Linked DNA regions of Homo sapiens: all the other regions are linked to region 1. Evidence: read pairs that join two places in POLR2A ChIA-PET (ENCODE). Cell type or tissue: B cell. All regions are shown on one strand. Links, peaks and the distances in the headings refer to the core of each region. The heading gives the core; the rest is flanking DNA. Region 1 overlaps SSH2 (slingshot protein phosphatase 2). Region 2 overlaps EFCAB5 (EF-hand calcium binding domain 5). Region 3 overlaps EFCAB5 (EF-hand calcium binding domain 5).

The links. Peaks named below come from ENCODE experiments on the same cell type or tissue, not always from the same donor. Only the 100,000 strongest peaks of a DNase experiment are listed, where the experiment ranks them.
Region 2: POLR2A ChIA-PET joins it to region 1 with 5 read pairs; 4 of 35 experiments call an interaction of 5 or more read pairs at or near these places.
Region 3: POLR2A ChIA-PET joins it to region 1 with 6 read pairs; 2 of 35 experiments call an interaction of 5 or more read pairs at or near these places.

Annotation. Positions count from the first base shown.
Region 1 is chr17:29,733,297-29,740,173 of GRCh38, forward strand. All of the region lies in intron 3 of SSH2 (slingshot protein phosphatase 2), which reads right to left. Among named protein-coding and RNA genes, the nearest start is that of SSH2-AS1, 97 kb to the left of the region's middle. In B cell, for the core only: no CTCF peak of the experiment used is centred there; no DNase peak of the experiment used is centred there; H3K27ac peaks cover 1,822 bases.
Region 2 is chr17:29,979,810-29,986,686 of GRCh38, forward strand. The region is part of intron 4 of EFCAB5 (EF-hand calcium binding domain 5); the gene reads left to right. Among named protein-coding and RNA genes, the nearest start is that of EFCAB5, 42 kb to the left of the region's middle. In B cell, for the core only: no CTCF peak of the experiment used is centred there; no DNase peak of the experiment used is centred there.
Region 3 is chr17:30,003,055-30,009,931 of GRCh38, forward strand. The region is part of intron 7 of EFCAB5 (EF-hand calcium binding domain 5); the gene reads left to right. Among named protein-coding and RNA genes, the nearest start is that of EFCAB5, 65 kb to the left of the region's middle. In B cell, for the core only: no CTCF peak of the experiment used is centred there; no DNase peak of the experiment used is centred there.

The sequences.
Region 1 (6,877 bases), core at 1,284-6,283:
GAAGCTAAGAAAACCCCACTAACAACCAGATGTTTTTGGAACCTCCTCAACTGTCAGGGGAAACCAATTAAACATATTGAAAGAATGCAGTAAACATACTTCTGAAACATAAGTATAACAAATAGAAATGTTTATCTTCAAAGAAACTGCATGTTGCAATTATGAAATTTCTTCTGCAGGAAAGTTAAACATATTCGATGTTTCCCCAAAGGTTTTCTAATGTCACTAAAGAGGATTATGAAATCTGCTGTACTTTTTTTTTCAAATCAGCAGTTAGTGCTATAAAGGTAATATTTTGAATGTTTTACTTTCTTCTTCATATTTAAACAATAGTTACCAAACAGAAACTTAACATAGTTCATATGCATTTATGTATTCATTTTCCAATATTTACTTCTAAACCAAAAGTTGTATAAATAGTTCATAGCTCAATACTTTAAAAAGGGTCAATTTTGAAAAATCTCATCTTGTTTCTTCTGTATTAAAAACACTATTTAATGAAAAATGTCTATCTAAATATTCTCATTTAACACTAAAAAGCTGAAATAATCCCCTTGGAGGAAAAATTTCTAAGATACATAAGTTTCTCCTTTACAGGGTGTTTAATTTCTTTCTTTTTTTTTTTTTTTTTTGAGATGGAGTCTCACTCTGTCGCCCAGGCTAGAATGCAGTGGTGCGATCTTGGCTCATTGCCTCACTGCTACCTCCACCTCCTGGGTTCAAGCGATTCTCCTGCCTCAGCTTCCCAAGCAGCTGGGACTACAGGCGCCCGCCACCATGCCTGGCTAATTTTTGTATTAGTCGGAGATGGTGATGGGGTTTCACCATATTGGCCAGGCTGGTCTCGAACTCCTGAACTTGTGATTCACCCACCTCGGCCTCCCAAAGTGCTGGGATTATAGGCATGAGCCACCGCATCTGGCCTAATTTCTAAGTGAGAGAAAATGGTCTGAGTTTTCTGAAGGCTTTCAAGACATAGAAAGGCTTTCTATGCCTTGAGAAAGCCCAGAAATTGCCAGCGCAAATAAGCAAATGGCAAGTTGGCAAAAATGGCACATAAAATGTGGTTGCTCACACTTCCAAAAATTCATAACTATGCGTGGTAGGCTGCAGAAATCAGCCTTAGTAGCAAAGAATGGCTTAATGGGTTGAATTCTTGGCCCTCAGTGCACAAACAGTTAAACAGCACATTCACTTCACTAAATATCCAAGCCTAGGGCAGTGGTCTTCATCCCTAAACCTCCTAACATCTCTTTATAATTAATTCAATAGGTACCCATACTAAAAGCAGTTAGAAACTCTCCTATTGCCTCTCGAACTTTTTCTTGAAAGTAACAACCTTAAATCATTTTTGCCTCCCTGGAATAGTTCAAGCACTAGCAATATTTTACCCTAACATTGCTTCATTTTATTACCACATAGGTTGTGCTGAGAAACACAAATATTCAGGCTTTATTGTAATATTCCAAGTTTTCTTTAAACAAATACCATTCTTGGAATATCTACTCTAAGATTATTAAGAAGGAGAGGGTATTCAAAGGGCTGCATAATCCTTCTCAATAGAGAGAAAAACATTAGCTCACATTCTTTCAGCTTGGGGAAATCATGAGTGATTGTTTAAAAATGGATAAATAAATCTCAGTGGTTAAGTTCAAAGAGCTTAAAAAGAGTTTACTTGGGTTTCTAAATCAAATACCTAAAGCACTCTATTCAAGGTTCAAAATTGGGGGTGGGGGAGATGTTGGGGTAAGGTCGTTAGATTCCTTTGAGAATCAGATGAAAGCTATGGCCTTTTCCTCCAGAAAAAATTAATGTTCTACTCATATATAGGCCCACATTTGCATATTATTTCAGTGTATTCATGAATTTCCTGGTCCAAAGCTCTGGACTAAAGGAACCTGATAAACACCCTAAAGAAATTATGGGTAGGTAAGAATTCATAGCCTCCCCACTACTACCCCTCACTTTTTAATAGATAACAGCTCACCTTTAACAAGAGGCAAACGCTCAGTGATTTTTGCTTGGCTTTAATTTTGAAACCAGAGGAAACACAATGAATGGGAGTTGCACAGGTTCTTCTGTTAATACTGTGGACTCTCATTTTAAAGCATACTACAGGGCCAGGTGCAGTGGCTCATGCCTGTGATCCCAGAACTTTGGGAGGCTGAGGCAGGCACATCACAGGAGGTCAGAAGTTTGAGACCAGCCTGCCCAACATGGTGAAACCCCATCTCTACTAAAAATACAAAAATTAGCTGGGCATGGTGGTGCATGCCAGTAATCCCGCTACTTAGGAGGCTTGAGACAGGAGAATCACTTGAACCTGGGAGGTGGAGGTTGCAGTGAGTCGAGATCGCGTCACTGCACTCCAGCCTGGACGACAGAGCAAGATTCTGTCTCAAAAAAAAAAAAAAAAAAAGTAAGTAAAGAAAATAAAGCACACATCAGGTAAATCCTATTAAGACCCTCTACCTGTCCCATCATGCTGTCTCCTTCACTCCCCATTTCTGAAAAATACCTCTACAATAAACATTTCTAGCTTGTAATCCCAGCACTTTGGGAGGCTGAGGCGGGCAGATCACTTGAGCTCAGAAGTTCGAGACCAGCTTGGACAACGTGGAGAAACCCCATCTCTACCAAAAATACAAAAATTAGCTGGGTGTGGTGGTGCGTGCTTGTAATCCTAGCTACCTGTGAGGCTGAGGCACAAGAATCACTTGAACCCAGGAGGCGGAGGTTGCAGTGAGCCGAGATTGCGCCACTGCAGTCCAGCCTGGACGACAGAGTGACACTATCTAAAACAAAACAAAACAAAAAAATTCTATATTACAAAGATTCCCAAGCATTAAGTGAGAGTTGACTTACTAAAGCCCTACAGTACTAGACGTAACAGGATTTCAGTATAATAAAGGATTTTGGATAAGATTTTGAAATTCATTAACATTAAATCTGCCAGCAAAAGAGGTTTTACACTTCTCTAAACCTGTTGGACACTCTAGAAATGTCAACAGCTACCCAGAGCATGCCATTTGATGACAGTACTTATTTTCCAGCAGTGTGAGAAATCTAAGATCTTATGCAGAAAGTGATTCAGCATCCAAGGAAATGATTAGATTTAGGGCTTTACTGATCTTGATTTTATAATCCATGCTACATGGGAAAAAAGATTAAACATAAGGTATAACAGTTACTATAAAGGCTAATTTTTCGGTTGGGCGCGGTGGCTCACGCCTATAATCCCAACACTTTGGGAGGCCAAGGCGGGTGGATCACAAGGTCAGGAGATCGAGACCATCCTGGCTAACATGGTGAAACCCTGTCTCTACTAAAAATATGAAAAATTAGCCAGGCACGGTGGCACGTGCCTACAGTCCCAGCTACTCAGGAGGCTGAGGCAGGAGACTTGCTTTAACCCGGGAGGCGGAGGTTGCAGTGAGCCAAGATCGCGCCACTGTACTCCAGCCTGGGTGACAGAGCAAGACTCTGTCTCAAAAAAAAAAAAAAAAAAAAAAAAAAAAATGGGCCGGGCATGGTGGCTCACGCCTGTAATCTCAGCACTTTGGGAGGTCGAGGCAGGCAGATCACAAGGTCAGGAGATCGAGACCATCCTGGCTAACACGGTGAAACCCTGTCTCTACTAAAAATACAAAAAATTAGCTGGGCATGGGGGTGGGCGCCTGTAGTCCCAGCTACTCGGGAGGCTGAGGCAGAAAAATGGCGTGAACCCAGGAGGCGGAGCTTGCAGTGAGCCAAGATCGCACCACTGCACTCCAGCCTGGGCGACAGAGCAAGACTCTGTCTCAAAAAAAAAAAAAAAAAAAAAAAAAAAGGCTAATTTTTGTAACAGTTAACAATCCTCATCTATTTTCATTACATCTATAAATGCAGTGGCCTTATATTATTTAGATTATCTGTTATATATACCTAAAAATCAACTTACACATTTACATAAAATGTCTACACTTCCGTTTGTGGTTCAAGTAACAGCTTAACAGTCTTCTGACCATTTTCTCTAAAATAGTCTCTCCCTCCCAGCTTTCCTTCTGTCCTCCATTATTTTTTCTTTAGAGCTATATCAGCTAATTATTTATTTATAATAATTTATTTACAGTCTGGAATGTAAGATCTAGAGCTGTGACTTGGTCTTTTTTTGTCCACTAATGCATTCCTAGTGCCTAGAACACGGTAGGTGACCAATAAATAAATGAATATTTACTAAGTAGGGATATGAAATTAACTACAGACAAATAAGGCACAGTACAAAAGCATGGGATATAAAGTTAGAAGACCTGAATTTCAGTCACTGCCCTTTCGTCTTCAACAAGTCATTTAATCTCTTTGAACCTCAATCTTGTTCCTTTAAAATGATGCTGAAATACAACAACACAGGGTTATTCCAAGGGTTACTGCAAATAACAGAAGTGAAAATTTGTAATATTACTATAACCCAGCAATTATTCTCAGAACACTAGCAAAAATTCCATAAAGTAGACTGATCTTGAGAAAGCAAGATATTCTGCTAACTTACCTTTGATCTTACAGAACAGTAAAGGCAGAAAGAAGTAGTGAGAAAAGTCACAGGCTTGAACTTCACTTACCAGCTGGCTGACCTTGAGAAAGTCTCTTATTTATTTATTTATTTATTTATATTATACTTTAAGTTCTAGGGTACATGCGCACAACGTGCAGGTTACATATGTATACATGTGCCATGTTGGTGTGCTGCACCCATTAACTTGTCATTTACATTAGGTATATCTCCTAATGCTATCCCTCCACCCTCCCGTGACCCCACAAGGGGCCCGGGTGTGTGATGTTCCCCACCCTGTGTCCAAGTGTTCTCATTGTTCAATTCTCACCTATAAGGGAGAACATGCAGTGTTTGGTTTTCTGTCCTTGTGATAGTTTGCTCAGAATGATGGTTTCCAGCTTCATCCATGTCCCTAAAAAGGACATGAACTCATTCTTTTTTATGGCTGCATAGTATTCCATGGTGTATATGTGCCACATTTTCTTAATCCAGTCTATCATTGATGGACATTTGGGTTGGTTCCAAGTCTTTGCTATTGTGAATAGTGCCGCAATAAACATACGTGTGCATGTGTCTTTACAGCAACATGATTTATAATCCTTTGGGTATATACCCAGTAATGGGATGGCTGGGTCAAATGGTATTTCTAGTTCTAGATCCTTGAGACCTTGAGAAAGTCTCCTAACTTCTCTGAGGCTTAATTTTCTTTTTTTTTCTTTTTTATTTTATTTTATTTTTTTTTTTGAGACGGAGTCTCGCTCTGTTGCCTAGGCTGGAGTGCAGTGCTGCAATCTTGGCTCACTGCAAGCTGCGGCTTCCGGGTTCACACCATTCTCCTGTCTCAGCCTCCCAAGTAGCTGGGACTACAGGTGCCCGCCACCATGCCCGGCTAATTTTTTTGTATTTTTAGTAGAGACGGGGTTTCACTGTGTTAGCCAGGATGGTCTCAATCTACTGACCTTGTGATCCGCCCGCCCCGGCCTCCCAAAGTGCTGGGATTACAGGCGTGAGCCACCACGCCCGGCCTCTGCGGCTTAATTTTCTTATCTGTAAGATGAGAGGAAAAAATACTAACTGCCTCAAAAGCATAATTGTTTGAATCAAATGTTATATGAATTGTGAAAACACTTTTAAAACTATAATGTGGTATACATATATTTAATTAAATAATCACTTTCCTAAAAACAAAACTCTAATCTTGATTGCTGCACCAGCCAAACAGAAGGAAACACTATCGCAGAAGTTCTCACATGGACTAAGAAAATAAGTATACATACTCCCAATTCTTACTGCAGGTTCTCCAACTTTGGTAAGAGGATAGACTACAACAAGAAAAATTTTATAGGAAGATAAAAAATAGAGAAAACAGGGGTTCAGAAACGACATAAATAAGTAGCAGAGTTCGAACCGAATCCACTATCTATTTAACTTCACATCCTAGTCAGGGGTGGACTTGTGACCTGTGCAGGGTTTGGTGCTTGAAGGGTCCCAGAATTGGTGTAATGCTCTGCTGTCTTGAAATTCTTGTTTCTCAACAACAGCCCCTGCCTTTTCACTTTGCACCAGGCCCTGAAAATTACATGGCTGTCCTGCTCACAACCTTTTACTAGACTAGAGGATAAGGACAATAGCTTAGCTTAGTCTCTCAATGATTCTATATATAAGGATCACTGCTAACTTAAAGGATATTCCCCAAAAAGAAAACTTTGAATCAGGCTGAAGATTACGTATTTGTAGTATCTGAATTCTGAAGTTAGCCAAATACTTAGTAAAAGCCAATTTAATTAAAAAGTGTTAGCCCTAATAATAAATGCAAATATGACTTGCCTTTCTTTCCTAATGCTCCATCAGATCCTAATAGGGCAAAAGGTGATGTTAGTATATGAAATACCTGAATCTAATCTAATTGACTTCCCATTAAAAAACCCAACAAAAGGCCCTAGTGATTGTAGTTTACCTTTGGTTTTTTTATTTGATATCTGCGTTCTCACAGTAAGCAAAGCAACACTCACACAGAAATCATTTCTGGAGAGAAATCTCCAATACATCACAATTTAATTAAATTGCATCCTTTAAAAAAGTTTTCTTTTCTGCTCCTGCTGACTGCAGAAACAGCTAGTGATTTTTCTCTGAGTGGAGCTGAAAGGCCAAAGCTGATGAACTGAACATCTCTCTGGCTGCAATTCAGTTTTTGATGCCTCCATGTCAAAACAACTGCTTTCTCCTTAAAGCTGGATTGACCTCGCAGTATCTGTTTTGACCTCTGAACTCCTTATCAGTCACCTTTGGTCTCTGACAGTAGGTGGACAGGCCAACCACAGAGGTCCACTCTCCAGTGAACAAAGG
Region 2 (6,877 bases), core at 883-5,882, 250 kb after region 1:
TGAAACTGAGCACAATGCCTGGCATGAGCTGGGGCTCAATAAATGTTAGATGAATTAATTAATAACTTAAACTTACTAGCCGGCCACGGTGGCTCATGCCTGTAATCCCACCACTTTAGGAGGCTGAGGCAGGTGGATCACCCGAGGTCAGGAGTTCGAGAGCAGCCTGACCAACATGGTGAAACCCCCATCTCTACTAAAAATACAAAATTAGCTGGGCATGGTGGTGCATGCCTGTAATCCCAACTACTCAGGAGGCTGAGGCAGGAGAATTGCTTGACCCCGGGAGGCGGAGGTTGCAGTGAGCTGAGATCAGGCCATTGCACTCCAGCCTGGGCAACAACAGTGAAACTCCGTCTCAAAAACAAACAAACAAAACTTAAACTTACTGAGGAACCTTTACTCAGTCAATTAGTATTTATTGCATAACTACTGAGTTCTCAGTGGTGAGCTATACCTTATAGGGAAAAAATACAAAATTTGATTTTTGTCATGAAGAACTTATACAGTCTATTTGAGGAAATATAACTAAAACAGCCAGTTTTATCAAAAGCAGTTGTCCGTATACACTCTCCCCACTTCCCACACATTTTTTAACCTGTTACTTCTGGCTTTTGTGCCAGGCTTTCTCTAATAAATGGCACTTGCCAAAACCACAATGTTTTCCATGCTTCTAGGCCCAGTAGAAAGTTTGCCATTTTTATCTTACTTGACCTCTTAGCATTATTTCCATCTTGAAATACTTTTTCCCTCCTCTTCCATGATATCATACTTGTCTAACTTTCCTTCTGTTTCTCTATTTAGTCCTTCTCAGTGTCCTTTTCTGGCTCATTCTCTGCTACTTGATCTTCAAATATTAAAGTTCTTTAACCTGTCACTCTATATTCCATCCCTGAGTGCTCACATTCCAACATGACTTAAGTTACCATCTATACATTCATGACTTTTAGATTTATATCTTTGGTTCAAACACCTTCTTTGAGCTCTATCCCAGTACATCCAACTATTTATTCAATATCTGTACTTGTATGTTTCATAAGCACCTCAGTTTCAAGAAGTCATTGTCCTCAAGCCAAAAACTAGCAAATCAACCTGGACACCTTCTGATGATCTCTCACTGTTCATTTCTAGTCAGTCATTAAGTCCTGGTGATTTCACCTTCTTTTCTTAAATTTGTTCATTTCTGACCATCCCCCACTGCTTTCATCCTAGTCTGAGCTACCATTATCTCTTGCCTCCACTATTGCAATAGTTTCCTAATTGGTATGTTTACATCCAGTTGCCTTCTTCCAATCTATTCTTCATCCATAACTAAAGTGATTTTTTTAAAGGCTAATATTACCATGTTGTTCCCCAATGTGAACCCTTTCAGTGGTACCCTTTTACCCTCAGAATAAAGAACAAAATTCTTAACTAAGCCTATGAGACCTTCTTTGGATGACCTTGTCCTTGCCTGCTTTTCCAAGCTTGGCTCCTGCCTCTCTCCCCACACTATACTCCAGGCACAGAGGATTTCTTTCGTTCTTAAACATACTGTGCTTCTCCCTACCTCAGGGTCTTCACATATGCCATTCCCTCTGCCTATACTACTTTCTTCCTCTTTACTTAATCCTACCCATCCTTTAGAGTTCAGGCTCAGACACCATTTCATCATGAAATTGGGTTGGGATCTTCCCTTATGTGCTCTCATAGCATCCTGTGTTTCTCCTTCATTGCACTTATCACAGTTGTGATGGTGGTTTCCTCTGCTACAATATAAGCAGGAACTATGTCTGTCATAGTCACCACTGAATCCTCAGCATCTAACACTGTGTCTTATGAGTAATGCTCAATAAATGTTTGTTAATTAACCTATTCCAGTCTGCCTTAATGATGAAAGTTTTCTTCTGTTTTTATTTTATTTTTGCTTTTTGGTTTTTAGATACATAAGATTATTATGAGATATGTCTTAAAGCTCAATAACTATGGGAGAGTCACCTCATTTTCACACATCCCTTAATTTAGAGTAATTGAATTTTTAACTTTGAAATATCTGGAATTAATCATCACTATTTAATGAGGATGCTATGATAAATGTTCTTTATCATTTTATAAAATTCTGAAGAGGCCTAATTATTCATCTGCTTAAATATTATTGATTAATTACTTAGATTTTTCTTAAATCATTAAATTATATCAGCATCCTCATTTATGTAGTAAGATATAAATTGAATAAGCAAAGAGAAAATAAGTAAGTATAAGAAGTAAGTAGGCATATATTTCATATATGGATTTTTAATAGGAATACTCATCATGGGACTAATATGGACATACTCCAGGAATGGCAAGAAATTCAGTTTAGCGGCTGGGCACGGTGGCTCATGCCTGTAATCCCAGCACTCTGGGAGGCCGAGGCGGATGGATCACAAGGTCAGGAGATCGACGCCATCCTGGCTAACATAGTGAAACCCCATCTCTACTAAAAATACAAAAAATTAGCCGGGAGGCTGAGGCAGAAGAATCGCTTGAACCTGGGAGGTGGAGGTTGCAGTGAGCCAAGCACCACTGCATTCCAGCCTAGGTGACAGAGCAAGACTGTCTCAAAAAAAAAAGAAAGAAAGAAATTCAGTTTAGCTTTGTGAAACTAAGACCACCAGAGCTTAAAAACACCTTCAAACAAACAAACACTGAGTTTATTAACTTGCCAGGCAAAGGAATATACACCAGTGAAGACTTCACTGAATGGTATGTGGAAGGGGGAAATTCAGGGGCTTTTAATTGTTTTATAATAGCTATACTTATAAGAACTAAAAACTTATCACATTGTATAGGACAGAGTGAGTCCATAGATCTGTACATGATTGATTAAAACAAGTCCCAGTTTTTAGTGGTCAAGAAAGGGTCTTCAGTTACGTATAGCAATGATCTGGTATACTGAGGTCACTCAAAGTTCATGGTCAATTATCCACTTAAGCTGATTAGAACCAATTTTGATGTAATACAACTTTCACTTTTGATATAATCTAGGCAAATGTTTCTGTAAATAGAAGATTTTCCTTATACAGCTTGAATTGATGGATAGAATTTGGATTGTCACAACTAGGTGGGGAAGCATTTTTACTTCTACTCTTTAATCAGATTTATATTATGCTTTTCTTTAAAAGGTCTCGAAACACTCATTCATATAGGAAAACTCTTTTCTTAGTTAGCTTTTGCTGCATAACAAAATACTCCAAAACTTCATGGCTTAAAGCAATAGAATTTATTTGCTCATGATTTTGTAGATTGGTAACTTTGAGCTGGGCTCATGGCCCATCTCTGTTCCACATGGTATCAATTAGACTCACTCATGAGATGCAGTAAGATGAAACCTTTCAATGATATCCCTTTACTTTCAGAATAACAACCAAAAGTGATGACCTCAATCACTTTTGTAGTGGTTGGCAGTCTCTTTGCAAAAGCAATGGAAGTAACTGGATCATCATCCAGCAGGCGAGCCCATGCTCATTTCCATGATGGTATTGTAGTGGAAGGGCTCCCAAGTTCAATAAAAGAGGGCAAGCCCCAGTGTTCAAGTACTTTTCAACTTTCTGCTTACATTCTGTTTTCTAATGGCCCATTGGCCAAAGCATGTCACATGGCCAGAAGCAGACAAGGAGTACAGGAACAGACTCCACTTCTTCATGGGAGGAGCTGCAAAGTTATGTTGCATTCATAGAGACATGCATATAGGAATGGGAAGAATTTATGACTATTTTTGCAATTTTTCCATAATGTAGTTTTTCTTCCCTTCCAGTCCCCTTACACTTAGAATGAATCTGCTTATAGGTTATGTCTACCCTGTACTGCCCAAATTAAGAGTTTTGGATGCTTTAGAATTCTCTGGATTAATGTAAAGTAAACATCTTCATGAGATAATGCAGGCTACAGAAGACAAATTTTATTAATTCCCTGAATGGGTGACACAATCAATTTAAAATCCATTTGGATTATATTTTGAGTCTCATGTACAGTGGCCCAGAAGCACAAAAGTAGATTTTGTTTCTAGATATGGACATCAATAAATGGGAGGAAATGATGTCTGAGGTGAGACCTAAAGCATGTGGAGGATCTAGTCAGGCAAAGAGAGGGAGAAAAATATTTCAAGCAGATGGGAAAATGACAGAAAACCAATTTTGTGTATTCATTTTTGTGTCACATGAGAATCTGGAGACACTTAGTACTTACCCTAAAATTCGTTTACTTATCTGTTCTGCCATTGGACCCTAAGCTTTATAATGGCAGAATCCATAGTAGGTGCCGAATAAATATTTATATAATGAATGAGTGAGTGAGTGGTTTAGTGAGTGAGTGTATGAATGAATAATGCAAAAGAGCTGGGTGAAAAACACAGATACAGAAGACAGAGCCACAGAGGAATGAAAACAGAAATTGAGAAGAATCCTAGCTAGAGATGAGGGGGAAAGGAAAAAGCAGCAGAGGATGAAACAGATAAATAGCAGAAGGGGAGACAAGCAGAAGAAGCAGAAGAAGACAAGCAGACAAGCTCTCAGAACTTTGGTAGCTGACCGGTAGAGCTGACTGGTAGAGATTTGGTTGGTTAGCAATTGCATCAGAGAAACTTAGCACTCCTTTAAAATACTCATTAAGGCCAGGCGTGGTGGCTTACACCTGTAATCCCAGCACTTTGGGAGGCCGAGGTGAGCGGATCACGAGGTCAGGAGATTGAGACCAGCCTGGCCAACTTGGTGAAACTCTGTCTCTACTAAAAATATAAAAAATTAGCCAGACTGGTAGTGGGCACCTGTAATCCCAGCTACTTGGGAGGCTGAGGCAGGAGAATTGCTTGAAACTGGAAGGCAGAGGTTGCAGTGAGCCAAGATTGTGCCACTGCACTCCAGCCTGGGCAACAAGAGCGAAACTCCATCTCAAAACAATAAATAAATAAATAAAAATAAAATACTTATTAATCTTCCAGCAGTTCAGACCCAGCCCCTTCTGTACTATTAAACTGCTTGTCTGCTTTTATTTTCAAACTTCAAAGTTCATTTTTGAACACTTGTTTTTCTAGAGAATTTTGAAGGCCTTATATAGGCATAAGGTAATGACTTAGATTTTAGTAGTTTCTTTGGTTCATCAGATGTATCCAATTTACCAGTTCCCACTGAAAATCTTTTTGCATTTTAAAATATGTCAGATTGTCTTAGTCTTTCTTCTTTGAAAGATGAAGACTTGCCTCCAACATTGTTGGGAAAAAATTGTACTTGAAACCAGCGACTATTTTTATTATTCTGAGCCATTCTATTTGATTTCAATCAAAACCAGTTTGGGGTTTTTGGAGTCCTAATAGGAGTGATGCACATAGGTACAATTAAAAGCACAGTTTTTCCCCCATTCTCAACCTGGGTGATGCAGTTCTGGCTGCAAGGGTAACTCTTATGCTCAGCACTTCAGCAGTGGCTGGCAAAGCATGAGACTTTGGCTAGATAAAGGCAATTAGCTGAGATATACCCCTAGACAGATTTCTCAGAAGTTTGATCCAAGGCATCAGAATGACCTGAGATGCTTGTTATAAATGCATCTTCTAGGCTTCCACCCTAGACATGAATGCTGAGACCAGCTCAGTCATGGAGACCCTAACCCAGTGGCACTAGAGGAATTAAAGACACACACACAGAAATAAAGTGTGGAGTGGGAAATAAGGGCTGACAGCCTTCAGAGCCGAGAGCCTGGAACAGAGTTTTACCCACATATTTACTGACAGCAAGCCAGTGATAAGCATTGTTTCTATGGATTGTAGGTTAACTAAAATGGGAAACAAAGGGATGGGCTGAAACAAAGGGATGGACTCTGGCTAGTTATCTGCAGCAGGAACATGTCCTTAAGGCACAGATCGCTTATGCTATTGTTTGTGGCTTAGGAACGCCTTAGGTGGTTTTCCACCCTGAGTGAGCCAGGTGTTCCTTGCCCTCTTTCCGGTAAACTCACAACCTTCAGCATGGGGATCATGGCCATCAGGAACATGTCACAGTGCTGCAGAGATTTTGTTTATGGCCAGTTTTGGGGTCAGTTTATGGCCAGATTTGGGGTCCTGTTCCCAACATGTTCCCCATTTTTGTTTTTGCAAGACGATAAAAGCAAAGGCGGCTTTATCACAGTGAGCTACTTCTTTCAGTAGTCAGGATCTGCATCTACAGACTATACAAAGACAAACAATACAGATTAAAAGCACAATCATCATTGAAATCACAGAGCTTCCAAGTGTTTTTATCCAGTCTAATGGGTTAATAGCTGCTAATCCATCTGTAGCTCCTTCAAGCGCTCCAGTTCCTGGCATTAAGGTCAGGTGTGTCTGGGATACTTTAAATATTTGTTCTTTTAATTTTGCAATATCCAAAGACAAGTTTGTAGAGTGTCCTTCTAGACGTTTTTTATTCTTTCCCAAATTTTGATCTTATTAAGAGCCATGAATAGTTTCCACAAGTCCTTATGTTTAGCTCCTACAGCGGGCCATATCATTTGAGGTTGAGGTGCCACTATATGGCCATGTTTCCAGATAATAGGAACTCTTGCCATACTTCTTACCATTTCTACCATCTGACCATTTTGTTTAGACCAGCTGAACATAGTGTGGCCATGGCACGCAGACTGAGAGGTGAAATTCAAGGTAAACATCCCCTTAGGGGACCAATCAATAATGATTCCATAGGAATCGTTGTGCAGCACCTCTCTGCCTGTTCTGCAGTGCAATCTTCCCAAACAAGTACATTCATTATTTCTGGCCAGGTCCAATTCTGCTTACAAATAGGTTTTTGAGGGTGGTATGCCTCAATTATAGGAGTATATTCATTTTTTTTTTTTTTTTTTTTTTTTTTTTTGAGACGGAGTCTCGCTGTCG
Region 3 (6,877 bases), core at 839-5,838, 270 kb after region 1:
CTCTGAGATTCTGTTATTTCTTTTTTCCTCTTTTTTTTTTGTAGCGGGGGGGGGGTCTGATATTTCCTCTGTTGTTCGGGTAAATTCTACTGTTCTGTGTTCAAGTCCATTGATTCCTTCCTCTGTCTTTTCCACACTGATGCTAAGCCCATACCTTGAGCTTTTTATTTCAGTAGTTTTTGTTGTTGTTGTTCTTTTTCAGACAGGTTCTTGCTCTGTTACCCAGGCTGGAGTGCAGTGGCATGATCGCGGCTCACTGCAGCTTCAACCTCCCAGGCCCAAGCCATCCTCCCACTTTAGCCTCTCAAGTAGCTGGGACCACAGTCATGCACCACCATATAAGGCTAAATTTTATTTTTGTAGAAACAGGGTCTCCCTATGTTGCCCAGGCTAGTCTGAAACTCCTGAGCTCAAGAGATCCTCTCATTTCAGCCTCCCGAAGTGCTGGGATTATAGGCGTGAGCCACTGTGCCCAGCCTTGTTGTTTTTTTAAGAAATGTGGTTTTGGGGAGGGGAGAAAAAGAAAAAAAAAAAAAAAGAGATGTGATCCTCCCACCTCAGCCTCCTGAGTTGTATTTTTCAAAATTTTCGTTTTTCTTCATGTCTTTTATTTCTTTGCTGAGACTTTTAAGTTTTTAATTTATTTTAAGCATGTTCATAATTGCTTGTTGAATTATTTTTATAGTGGCTGCTTTAAAATCCTTCTCAGATAATTCCAACAGCTGTGTCATCTCAGTGTTGGCATCTGCTGATTAAATTTTCTCATTCAAGTTGAGATTTTCCTAGTTCCTCATACAATATGTGATCTTCTGTTTTGTCTTGGACATTTTGGTTATAATGCTATTGATGCAGGATTTTTTGCTCCTTAGTTCAGCTAAAATCCAAGTTCTTGTCTCACAACTAGGGAAATGAGGCATGCAGACACATTGAAGGGTGAAGATGGATTTATTAGGCAAAAAGAAAACTCTCCACAAAGAAAAAGAGGGTCCATCCAACAGGTTCTCACTTCACAGACTGAATACCAGGTCACCACATGGGAGCCGAAGAGGCCTGGCTTCTCCCCTCTCATAAGGCGTGAATTATTGGTGGCTCTGCCCCATTCTCCCAATGCACATGTGGTCCCCCAATCATTTGCAGGCATGCCCAGGCAAGACCCTGTGCAAGGTTTCCTTAGCTTCTCCTGCATCTATCACTATGAGACTTGGGATCTTATTTGCATCTTCTTTTAAAAAGCTTCCTCTGATACCATGCTGGTGGAAGAAGGGGAGTGCCACCTCTCTACTGCCAGGTGGGCATAAAGATCCAATTTCCCCATTCAATCTCCATTGACATTTTGGAGGCAGGGGCAAGGTGCCTTGTTATTGCTCAGTGGAGGCGAAATTTTCTGATTTCTTTAAAGGTTAGATAACAATTTAGTTTTAGTTTAGTGTTGTGGAACCTCAGTCTGAGTTACTCCATTTTGATTTTTAGTCTGGTCTGTTGGGCCTGGTTCAGGAGCTTAGTCCAAGACAACTGCCTTCTATAATTTTTATTCAATAACCCTCACCAGATACTAACTCTGTGGGCACTTTTTTTTTTTTTTTTGAGATGGAGTCTTGCTCTGTCGCCCAGTCTGGAGTGCAGTGGTGCAATCTTGGCTCACTGCAACCTCCACCTCCCAGGTTCAAGCGATTCTCCTGCCTCAGCCTCCTGAGTAGCTGGGATTACAAGAGAGTGCCACCACTCCTGGCTAATTTTTTTTTTTTTTTTTTTTTGTATTTTTAGTAGAGACAAGGTTTCACCACGTTGGCCAGGCTGGTCTCGAACTCCTGACCTCATGATCTGCCTACCTCGGCCTCCCAAAGTTGTGGGATTACAGGTGTGAGCCACTGTGCCTGGCCTCTGTGGGCACCTTGATTTGGACTTTCCAGCCTCTAGAGCTGTAAGAAAATAAATCTCTGTTGTTTAAGTCACCCAGTCTATGGTATTTTGTTATTGCAGCCTGAGCTAAGACACAGTTTCAGTGTTAGAGTCCCAGAAATGGAACAAATATGTTAAAGAATAAATATTTGAGGTTTTAGTATATATTTGTCAAATTGTGTTCTTGGTTATACTGATTTATTCTCCTCAGCAATGCATGATGGCTCTCAAGGCACCGTCTTATCACCAACAGTAGGTATTATTGAGTATAAGAAATCTCTTGGTGAGGCCAAGTCAGGATTGCATGAGCCCAGGAGTTCAAGGCTGCAGTGAGCTATAATCAAGCCACTGCACTCCAGCCTGGATGACAGAGCAAGACCTTGTCTCAAACAAATAAAAGTAATTTGATGGCATTTTGTTTTTTAACTCTTATCTTTGAGATTTCTGGTGAGATTAAAGATTATTCTATGTAATTTAAAAATTTCTTCTTACGTAAATTATGCATTCAGATCCTTTGGCCATCTTACCTGATTTTTATTTTTTCTTATGGAATTGTAAATGTTCATTATATATTAAAGACATTATTTATGATCACAAATTGCATATGTTTGTAAACTAAAAATATAATCCTAAGCCTTCTGCTGACTGAACAGACCCCCTCTTATCCAAGGGAACCCCAGAAAAACCTTAAAAACTGAATTCCCTGCCATGACAAGAAGGGAGGTCAGGCCTGCCTCATTATATCTCCTCCCCTTTGGAGTTTAGGCACAGTAAGTGACGATTGTTAATGTTAAAATACAGATCCTAAAACTGACAAAACAGACTCTTTTTGGCAATAAGATACTAAGTTACAAACAAGACCTAAGGCCATGTCAGGTAAGGGTTAAGTCAAGCCTGTAGGCCATCAGTCTTGCCACATAGCAGCCTTATCTTAACTTAAAACATTCCTTTCTGCTGACTCCAAGTTTTAGACAGAGCCTTACTCCTTTAAACAATTGCAAATTAAATAATCTCTGAATCCACCTATAACCTGCAAACCCCTGCTTCACGATATCCCATCTTTTGGGGCCTAACCAACGTATACCTTCCGTGTATTGACTTATGTCTTTGCGTGTAAATTCTGCCTCCCTAAAATGTATAAAACCAAACTGTAATCCGACTGCCTTAGGACCACTTACTCAAGGCTTCTTGGGTTTGTGTTTTCCTCAGGCTGTGGTCACTTATATTATCTCAGAATAAACTTCTTTAAAATATTTTATAGCGTTTGGTTTTTCTGTTAACATATTTTTCAACGTTTCTCAATTGTTTTAAAATTTTGGTGGTTTCTAATTTACAAAAAAATTTTAAAATTTTATGCAAACAAATTTGTAGATTTTTTTTGGAGATCTTTTTTATTGCTCCCATGCTTAGAAGATTCTCTTCTTCCCAAATCAGTTAAATATTCACCTAGTTTTTTCTAGCTCTTTTTACTTTTTAAAATTAACTTGAAAATTGTTTTGATAAGTAATAGAAGGTGAGAATCTAACTTAATTTTTTCCCCCTAAAATGGCTAGCAAAGCATATCACTATGTTTATTAAACAAACCTTCTTTTTATAGGTAGCTAATTTTCCAAATAAAAGTTTTTCTACATTACTATTTTCTTCCTTTCCAATGGAAAATAAAAGTAGAACATTTTACAAAATTTGAATTACTGAGATTTTATCTTATTTTTTTGAGACAGAGTCTCACTCTATCACCCAGGCTGGGGTGCATTGGCACAATTTCGGCTCACTGCAGCCTCAACCTCCTGGGCTCAGGTTATTCTCCCACATCAGCCTCCCAAGTAGGGGGGATGCCACTTTGCCTGGCACATGCCACTTTGCCTGGCTAATTTTGTTTATTTTTGTGGACATTAATCTCCCTATGTTGCCCGGGCTGGTCTCAAATTCCTGGATTCAAGCGATCCTTCCACCTCTGCCTCCCAAAGTGCTGGGATTATAGGTGTGAGCCACTGCGCCCAGCTGAATGAGAGATTTTTTAGTGTCCATGTAAATTTTGATTTTTACAGAAAGAAGAGTATAGCATGAATTTTTTCAAGAATGTATATATTTTAATACACTACCTATTGTCCTGTTGATAGAAGATAAATCAAAACCAGAAGAATGGAAAACAGTCTTTTTTGTTGTTGTTTTTGCTTTTAGCAAACTCGGCTGCAAATAGCATACACAGTATTAGGTAAAATTTTTTCAGTCATCCCAAGATTTATTAGGGGAAGAAATGGGTAGACAAGCAGTGGATAAATTAGAAGTGGTAAGAAAACCCTAGTTCCATGTGGCTTCTTGTTACTTTGTCTGCTGTTGATGAAGCTGTCATCCCTCCATTATCTTTTCATATTTATTGGGAAATACAATTTAATCTGCCAGACTGAAATGAAAAGATAAATCGAGTATGACTTCTTATTCTTGTTCAGTTGGGAATAAATTTATTCCAGAGTCTTATTTTACTCATAAACTGCCCAAGTAACATCACTGGAGTAAATTTTTAAAAATTACACAAACTATTATTAAGAGAATATTGTAAAAATGAACCCCTCGTTCTTCCCAATTTGTAGAGACAGAGGTCTTCTCTGACCATGTCAGTTTAAAATGTAACTTTTCCTATTCTTCTGTGTGGTTAGAGACTTCTAAACAGGAAGTCCAAACAATCATATTTCCATAATTCCAAGATGAGTGGTTTTCCTTTTGCATCTCTGAAATCAGGGTGCATCATTTAGCCCAGAGTGGTGACCCACACCTGTTATACCACCATTTTGGAAGGCCAAGGCTGGAGGATCGCTTGAGCCTAGGAGTTCAAGACCAGCCCGGGCAACATAGTGGGACCCTGTCTGTACAAAAAATTAAAAACATAGCCAGGCATGGTGGCTCACGCCTGTAATCCCAGCTACTCAGGAGGCTGAGACCTAGGAGGATTGCTTGAGCCTGGGAAGTCAGGCTGCAGTGAACCATGATTGCACCACTGCACTCTGGGCAACAGAGTGAGACCCTGTCTCAAAACAAAAAAACGAAAAGCTGCGTCATTTGATAAAGCAGTATGTTTTCCTCTCTTCCCCAATCCCCCAATCTATTAAGTCAATAGCAATCTAATGATTGATGGGTTTTGCTGATTAAAAAAATAAAAGCTGTACTATATGCATTTTATAAGCTAAACATCTAATATAAAAGGATGAAAAAAGATGAAAATAAGAAAATTGTTAAAGGAATAGCAGATACATTAAATAAACAAGTAAATAAACAAAAAGCAGATTTCAAGGTTAAAAATCATTTAATGAGATCAAGACTATTTTTTATATTTGTAAATGTGAAAATTTTATATTTTAAGGCTGGGTGAGGTGGCTCACGCCTGTAATCCCAGCACTTTGGGAGGCCGAGGCAGGCAGACCGTTGGAGGTCAAGAGTTCAAGACCAGCCTGGCCAACATGGTGAATCCTGTCTCTACCAAAAATACAAAAATTAGCTGGGCATAGTGGCATGTGCCTGTAGTCCCAGCTACTTGGGAGGCTGAGGCAGGAGAATCACTTGAACCCAGGAGACAGGTTGCAGCGAGCTGAGATCATGCCACTGCACTCCAGCCTGGGTGACAGAGCAAGACTCCATCTCAAAAAAAAAAAATTTTTTTATATTTTAAAATTTAAAATTAATGAAGTTAATAGGACTCTCTTAAGCTTTATGAGTTTATAGCACATTGTAATAGAATATATAAAAATATAAATAAAAGGTAAAAAATTTACAATAATTGTGCAGATTTTTAAACTTTTTTTGGTAGCAGCTTTATTCAGATATAATTTACAAACTGCATTTATTTCCTGTGGCTGCTGTAGCAAATTACTGCAAACTTGGTTGCTGAAAACAGCAGACATTTATTTTCTCACAGCTCTGGAGGCCAGAAGTCCAAGATCAGTATCACTGGGCCAAAATGAAGGTGCTGGCAGGGCTGCACTTCTCTCAGGAGGGTCTGTGGAAGAATTTGTTCCTTGGCTCTTCCAACTTCTGGTGGCTGTTGGCATTCCTTTACTTGTGGCTGCATCACCAGTCCCTGTCTTTGTGGTCACATTGCCTTTTCTTCTCCTGTCTGAGAAATCTCCTTCTTAAAAGGATATATGTGATTGCATTTTAGGGTCTACCTAGATAATTTAGGATAATCTCCCCATCTCAAAATCCTTAATCACATCTGCAAAGACTCTTTTCCCATATAAGGAAGCATTTACAGATCCAGGGATTAGGACTTTACATCTTCGAGAGCCATTATCCAACCTACTATACCTACCTTATACCCATTTAAAGTGTACAATTGAATGGGCTTTAGTATATTTGCAGAGGAGTACAACCATTAAAACAATCCATTTTAGAACATTTTCACCCACAAAAGAAACTTCATACCCATTAGCAGTCACTCCCCATTTCCTTCCAAACCTCCAGCCCTAGGCAGCCACAAATCTCTTTCTGTCTCCATAGCTTTGTCTATTCTGAACATTTCATATATATGGAATATACAATATGTGGTCTTTTGTTTTTGGCTTCTTGTACTTGTCATAATGTCTTCAAGGTTACTCCATGTTGTAGCATGTATCAGTACTTCATTTCTTTTTATTGCCAAATGATATTCCTTTTTATGAACATACTACCTTTTATTTATCCACTCATCAGTTGGTGGACATTTCGGTTGTTTTCATTTTTTGGCTACTGTAAATAATACCACTATGAACATTTGTGCCTAAGTTTTTACATGAATATGTGTTTTCTGTTCTCTTGGGAGTGGAATTGTTGGGTCATGTGATAACTTTGTGTTTAACCTTTTGAGGAACTGCCAGATTGTTTTCTTTTCTTTTTTTTTTGTTATACTTTAAGTTCTAGGGTACATGTGCACAACATGCAGGTTTGTTACATATGTATACATGTGCCGTGTTGGTTTGCTGCACCCATTAACTCGTCATTTGCATTA